Regions from separate parts of the Homo sapiens genome. Here all the other regions are linked to region 3. The links are chromatin loops, found by intact Hi-C in ENCODE. Cell type or tissue: MCF 10A. All regions are shown on one strand.

Region 1 (2,500 bases), 680 kb before region 3:
AAGGTTACAGTTAGCTGTGATCATACCACTGCACCCCAGCCTGGGCGATAGTGAGACCTTGTCTCTTAAAAACAAAACAAAACAAAACAAAAAGTTAATTATCATCAATGGACATTTTCAAGTGCATACCCCTTGCTTCATTTTATCTGTAAGCCCTGTGAATTTTACTACATGATTTTGTATAACATAACATTCTTAGAAACATATAATGTCTCATTATAGTAAAACTGACTGCCTATTTTCTAGCTGGGATTAGAAATAGAACCAAAGTTTTGCTCAAGCTCCCCATTACACTACTTCCTTACAAATCATAAGGCCACCTAGAGATACACTAAGATAAAAATGGCTGATGAGTACTTTTCTCCACAGCACTGCTATCCAACAGAAATATAATACAAGCCACGTAAGTATTTAAAAATTTTCTAGTAGCCAAATAAAAAAGTAAAAAGAAACAAGTAAAATTAATTTTAATATATTTTATCTAAAAATGTATTCAAAATATTATTTCAACATGAAATCAGTATGAAATTAATGATGTATTTTATCTTTTATCATAGCCTTCAATGCCCACTGTGCAAATTACACTTGTAGCACATGTTAATTTAAACTAGTCATATTTCAACTACTCAACAGCCACATGGAATGATTAGTGGCTCCCAAATTAGTCTGGAGAGTGAAACACAAGACAATCATGTTATAATGTTACTGCCTGGTCATTATGAATAATTTAATTTATTTCATATAATAGGTAAAATTTTGTACAGAAACTTTAAAGCATCACTATTTTCCCCTCAAAAAATTCTATACAAAAAGTAATGTCAGGCCGGGCGTGGTGTCTCATGCCTATAATCCCAGCACTTTGGGAGGCCGAGGCGGGCAGATCACCTGAGGTCAGGAGTTCGAGACCAACATGGAGAAACCCTGTCTCTACTAAAAATATAAAATTAGCCAGGCCTCGTGCTGCATGCCTGTAATCCCAGCTACTCGGGAGGCTGAGGCAGGAGAATCACTTGAACCTGGGAGACGGAGGTTGCAGTGAGCCGAGATCGTGCCACTGCACTTCAGCCTGGGCAACAAGAGTGAAACTCCGTCTCAAAAAAAAAAAAAAGTAATGTCAGAACATTTGACATCACTAATAACAGAAATGCATGTAACAACAGTTGCTGTTTGCTACACTCACAAGATTGTGTTTGAAAAAAATTTATGGCAATTTCAAAACACATTAAATGAACAAAAATTAATTCAAACAAGCTAACTGAATGATGAAGTAAAGAGTTCACTGAGGAACTATTTTAATTTTTACAGTACACACTACCCCCTAGTGGACATAAGACATCATCTACTTATTTCACCACCTTTCCTTTGCAAATGAAAAAACTGATGCTCTTAAAAGTTACTGTACCCAAGTTTGCTAAGCTTTTTAAACTTACATTATATGATCACTCCTTGCTTTGGTAAAACCAAACCAAAGTTAGCACCTACCTAAACACGTCCTTGAAAAAGACCTATAGATTCCAACAGTAAATAAAATGAAAATAGCTTAAGAAAACTAATAAAAGCAAACCAAGCAAAGCTAAGACAATTTTGTATTCCCTTTCTGCTTTCACCTCTTGTGCCTATCTTGCTCCTAACCACTTAGACTCCCCCAGATAAGCTAACTGGGTCCATGAGAATTTCCTGAAAATGCCTATCCTAAAGTCAAATGGAGAATAATGATTCTCAAGACACACCCCTCCCTTGTTCTTTCTTTTCCCTTCTACTCCCACATATTTAAATCTCAAAATTTCTTAGGTGGCAGATTCAGAGAAGGAAAAACGGAAGAAAAATCTATTTCTAAGATTCTGCGTACCAAAGACTAAATCTCAGAGTACTTTAGACCAGAGTATTCCTTTTTTGGGAAAAGCTTTATTTATGGGTTGATAGGTAACAAATAGGTAAGTACTCTCTATTCCACTTGAAGTAATAATGAACAGATGGGGCCAGATGACTTGGGCTAGAAATCTCTACATCCTAATTTTTTCCCTCAAACCTAGACCAGATCAATATTTCTGTGAAGCTCAGTGAAAAGGAATGGAGACTTGGGAGCTGGAGGGACTTCTGAAAGTCAAAGTATATATAATCTGAGATACATCAGAATGTATCTCAGGTCTGAATTAGTCTAAAAGTTTCTCCCTTGTACTTCCAGTTTCCTGTTCATTACCACCTCTCCACTTACTGTAACTACGCACAATAACTGCTGGTTTACTTCTCAGACCCTAAACTATTTGAAGAGAGGAACCCCAGCTAGTAAATGGTGGTAAATTCTAAATAAATGCTTGCTTGGTGAACGAACATCTGCAATGCTTAGGTACCACCCAGAGCTGATGAGGAATACTGTATCTGCTGTGTTCATTGGTAAATTCCATCTCAGGAACAGCATTTAAGATTATTCCAATCACTGACAATGACAATGGACAAAAATCAGAATAATCCTACTAACAAATTGTCCCACCAAGAAGAA
Region 2 (2,500 bases), 260 kb before region 3:
ATGTTTTATTGAAATAAAGCCTTAGAAGTCATCTGGTTTTACCTTTTACAAAGAAGAAAGCAGTCTAAGAGAGGCCAAATGACTTATCCCAAGCTATACGGCTAGGTAGTAGCAGATTCAAATTTATACTACCCAGGCTTCCTAATTCTTAGCCCAGAGCTGTGTCCACCCTACCACCCACCTTTTAATTCAGTGCGAGCTCAATTATTGCTAACAGTTTTATTGTTGACCTTCCATGGACTCGATAGTCAAATCAAGTCTTCCATTACAATAAATGGGATTTATTTGTATTTTGCAACATAACCTTGTTCTTTGGAGTGGGTTTCACTTAATCATCCTGGAAATCGGTTTTAGAAAGACTAAACATGATTTCTCCATCTCTCTGTGAGGACCAAATTGTTCTCTGTGATTATCTATCAGAACAAGCAGAACAAGGGGTTCTAATTAGTTTTCCTTTTGAGGTTTTTTTTTTTTTTTTTTTCTTTTTCCAGGCAGTCAGTCTCTCAGCCAAAGGGATTTTTCTGCAGAGCCTTTGTACTCAGGGACCAGGGTTAATTCATGAGTCCTGGGAGGTGGCTGATCAGGTTAGTTTTTCCAGCCTGGAACAGCCCCGCCCTACCCCTGACCTCCTCCACTCCACCACTCTACTCACTCCACTCACTCCACTCACATTAGCTACAGAGAAACTGGATGTTGTCAGCCCCAGGGGTACCGTGAGACAGCTGGGTTCAGAGTGACTCTTGACCTTCCCTCTCTCACTCTCTCCCTCCCTCCTTCCTTCCCTTCCTCCCTTGCTTCTCTCTTTCTCTCTCTTTTTTTTTTTTTTCCTTTGCGCTCATCAGTTTATGGTCTACTTCACTAATTGGTCTGTGAAAAGCTTCTTCCTTTTCCATTCATATACTCACTCTTGTTCCCCCTCCCTCTCATAGATAAGGATAACTATTCTGACTGATATGTATTCCTTTATTTGTGTGTGTTTTTGTAAGTGGTGTTTTGGACATACATTCTTTTTTGTTTTTTGAGACAGAGTCTGGCTCTTTCACCCAAGCTGAAGTTCGATCAGTGACACAATCAGGGTTCACTGCAGCCTTGACCTCCCTGGCTCAGGTGATCTTCCCACCTCAGCCTCCCCACCGAGCACCTGGGACTACAGGTGTGCACCACCACACCTGGCTAATTTTTTGTATTAATTTTTTTTTTTGTAGAGATGGAGTTTTGCCACATTTCCCAGGCTAGCCTTGAACTCCTGAGCTCAAACGATCCACCCGCCTCGACCTCCCAAAGTGTTGGGATTACAGGCGTGATCCATGGGTGCCCGGCCTGGACATATATTCTTAATTTGCATTTGTATAGACCTGATTCTTTTCCTTACATTTTTTGCTCTCCACTGCATTTAGTCCATCCCCTCTAACTCTGCCAGTATTCCCTATGTGCTGTTTTGTATTTCTATATCTCTTCCCCCAGCAATGAGCTTTTAGATTGCTTCCAACTCCTTTCTTCCGACAGTATTACCTCATATAAACAACCTCATAGTGACCCCTCATGGATCTGTGTAGGAATTTTCCTGAGATGGAGATATCTATACCTATATCTATATCTCCCAAAAGAGGGTTTCTGGATTATAAGATATACGTGTATTTGCTAGCACAAATAACGAAGCTTTACACAAACAACCTAATACATGTCCCTTACAGGTCTTTTTTAGAACTTTTCTTGGGTACGTCTAACAGAACAAGATTGGAAAGTACATTCAATTTTACCCACACTGCCAACTTGCTGGCCAGTACGACTGTCCGATCTTTATTTCCATTGGCGGTGAACAACGTTCTCTACATCACGTCCCAGCCTAAGCTTGGTATTGTCTAGATTTCTATACATATAAAGTGCTTTATCATTGTTGTTTACATTTGTTTCTTAAATTTCTGCATTTGAGCATCTCTTTATGTGCTCGCTTTTGTGTTTCCTCTAATTCGAATCACCTGTTCATACCTTTGTTCTGTTTCCTGTGGAGGTTCTTACCTTTGCTGTTGGTTTTCAGAAACACCTTACCCAGCCTAGATAGTGTTTCCCTTATTGGTCTTAGACATTAGCCTTGGTCTTAGACATCAGCTTGGATCACGTCTCCTTCATTGAGCAGAAATCCGTAATTTTGATATAAAAAATTTACCTTTGGGAGATTAATTTTAAAAACCACTTCTGACCACAGGCCATAAAGATACTCCTGCCTTATTTTCCATGAACTTTATAGTTTTACCTTTTACCTTTGGGACTTTATCTCCATGGGATCCACCACTGTTCATGGTGTGATGCTCTAGGCCAGTTTTCTTTTCCTCTGTAATTAGCTAGTTCTCCTCAGTTTGGGGAAAGCCTCTTCTTTCCCCATTATGGAATTTTAATTGTCACAATAGGAATTGGCATCTTTATATTATAACAATGTCATCCCATCTAGCACAACAGGGACTCTCCTTTTAGTCAGATCTTGCTTTATGTCTTTTAATAA
Region 3 (2,500 bases):
GAACCACTAGTTCATACCCTCCTTGGCCTTTGGCATATTCTATTCCTCCTTTTGTCTCTAATGTTTTGCTTGCATCCTTGGCACAAAACACCCACCCAATACCTAGGAGGTGTTCCATAAACACTGAAGAGGAGGAGGAGGATGCAGCGCCTAGAGGTGTCTTGTTGTTTTCAGACCTTGTTAGTCATCAGGTGTCAGAAGAAATCTGTAATGTGGACTTCATCATGCAAAATGGCTCACGCCTTGCCGAGTGGCACTCAGCCCAGGAGTGCGAACGGGGAGAGGAGATTTCAGCCAGACCCTGACTCTTGTTACCTCACCTGGGGATGTGCAGCCTTGAATGCACTGACTCACCATCCGCTTCTGGGAGGCTATTATTTTTATCAGTTTGCAGCAGCAGGAAGTGAGAAGAGAGCTTCTAGGAGGGAAAGGATGCCTGAGATTCAGCTGAGGACTTCAGCTGGTTCCCTGTTGCAGCCTCCTCCAGAAGTCTCTGTTTTTCCTGTGTAGCGTTTATCTTAGGTATGACCAATTAACGTGTTTATTCAATATATCTTCCCTTATTAGACCATCGGCTCCACCCAAACCAGGAATCAACTCTGCCTTTTTCACCCTGGTACCTGGCACACAGAAGGTACTCAGTAAAATATCGGTTGAGAAATGAATAAATCAACCTTTTCATGAAGAGGAAAGAGATAAATAGAATCGGTTAAGCTTGACACAGGAAAACCCGTTTGTTTGTTTGTTTGTTTGTTTGTTTTTTGAGACAGAGTCTGGCTCTGTGGCCCAGGCTGGAGTGCAGTGGCACGATCTTGGCTCACTGCAAGCTCTGCTTCCCAGGTTCAAGTGATTCTCCTGTCTCAGCCTCCGAGTAGCTGGGATTACAGGCACGAGCCACCACGCCCAGCTAATTTTTGTATTTTTGGTAGAGACCGGGTTTCACCATGTTGGCCAGGCTGCTCTCGAATTCCTGACCTGAAGTGATCCGCCGGCCTCAGCCTCCCAAAGTGTTGGGATTACAGGCAAGAGCGACCGCGTCCGCCCCCCTTTGCAAGCTTTAAAGGAAATTATTTGTCTCATAGATAGGATTATTCCCTTTGTGGGTGAGCCCTGGCGAGAACCTCCGTCCTGAGCCAACTTCCTTAGCGGGATTCTCACCCTGCCAGGTAAGATCCCTCTGTTACCAGGAGCTCCATAAAATGCAAATAAGTTTCAATATTCACTTAGGAAAATAAAAATGAGCAGTAAGTCAGCTAGGAGCAAAAGGAACGGGACATTCAAAGGCTGTGCCCAATGTCAGACAGAAGTAGCTTTGTAATTCTCCCAGTGTAGGGCTGCAGGCACCTGGCGCTGGAGACCCGGCCTGGACGAGGCAGGGCTCAGGGCGCGGCTGGAGGGGCTCGCCCGGCGGGGCGCTGGAGCGGGAGAAGGGCGCCCTCTGCCGGGGGTGAGGAAGATCAGTCCGCACGCGCGGTGCCTTGGTCTTGCAGCCTGTTCGAACCTCGCGCGAGGACATCCACTTCTTCCACGGGGAAAGTAGGAGGGTGGGGGCAGAAAAACCAAACTCCTGCCAAGAAGGTGCTTTGCACGAGCATTTTGCGACCCCATCCCTTCAGCCCCGAACCTCCCCCTGGCATAAGTGAAAGGACTGTAGTCAATTGCAGATGCTGTCAGGAAGCCAGGTGCGTCCTCACTCCCCAGCCCTAAAATCCAAAGAAAGAAGAGATTGTTTGAGACGATCTGAAGAAAGGTCAGGTCCTAACAGATCCACGGGACCTTCTTTTTCACCTTCCTTGTCTTGGGTTCTGGAGCACGGGCGCTGAATCAGCTGAATGCGGCCTGGGCATCTGGAAGTGGTCCTGAGGGACACCTCGCGGTGCAGCCCCCGGGACGACCCAGGACACCCTGGACACCCTGGACACCCAGGCCGAGAGCCGGGACCCGCCCACGCCTCCTCACTGCTGCTCGAGGGTAGGCAGGAGCACGCGGACCCCGTGGGGGCTGAAGCGGGGCTCTGCTGCCCGCCCTGCGCAAGCTCCCGGCTCTGGTTGCTGGTCCACAAAATCGGGAGGCTGAATTAGCCGGTCGGGTGGCCCCCAGCCTTATAGCTTCGAATTCTGTGATCCTATTTTAGACCCAGACTTGTCCGCGAAGGGAAATGAAGAGGCGCGGAAGGCTTGGAGCGTGAACCAAAAAACAATGGGTGGGGATCGTCTAACCAGCTCCCTTCCCTAGAAGGGCGGAAACGGCTTTCGAAGCATCCGCGATTCTCTTTATTGAATCTTGAGTGACACCTAGTGGCCCATCCGCCTCACCGTCACGGCGATGCTGGTTTCACTGGGCTTTTCAGAAGGCGTGCTGGCCTGCCCATGGTTCTCGGCTAAAAGACTTTGGAGCGTAGGGTGCCGATGAAGTTTCCTGGGACCTTCCGGAAGCACTTGCTGTCCCGTCAACAGCCCTGTACCTGCGATGCATGCAATTCTAATGAAAATGCCCTTCT

Evidence for each region. Peaks named below come from ENCODE experiments on the same cell type or tissue, not always from the same donor. Only the 100,000 strongest peaks of a DNase experiment are listed, where the experiment ranks them.
Region 1: a loop joins it to region 3, with 6 times the contacts of the local background. A loop is called at or near these places in 16 of 110 quality-filtered maps.
Region 2: a loop joins it to region 3, with 8 times the contacts of the local background. A loop is called at or near these places in 2 of 110 quality-filtered maps.

Annotation. Positions count from the first base shown.
Region 1 is chr12:93,418,297-93,420,796 of GRCh38, forward strand. All of the region lies in intron 1 of UBE2N (ubiquitin conjugating enzyme E2 N), which reads right to left. Among named protein-coding and RNA genes, the nearest start is that of UBE2N, 22 kb to the right of the region's middle. In MCF 10A, a CTCF peak has its summit at 1,306 (motif pointing left); no DNase peak of the experiment used is centred here.
Region 2 is chr12:93,837,753-93,840,252 of GRCh38, forward strand. All of the region lies in intron 2 of CRADD (CARD and death domain containing adaptor protein), which reads left to right. Among named protein-coding and RNA genes, the nearest start is that of CRADD-AS1, 100 kb to the left of the region's middle. In MCF 10A, a CTCF peak has its summit at 1,529; no DNase peak of the experiment used is centred here.
Region 3 is chr12:94,100,130-94,102,629 of GRCh38, forward strand. It overlaps LOC124902986 (a long non-coding RNA gene), which reads left to right and starts at 1,484. Exons shown (of 2, transcript XR_007063409.1): 1 at 1,484-2,500. RefSeq lists enhancers at 452-961, 962-1,470, 1,527-1,586, 2,037-2,206. In MCF 10A, CTCF peaks have their summits at 1,426 (motif pointing left) and 2,306 (motif pointing left); DNase peaks (open chromatin) are centred at 262, 1,432 and 2,272.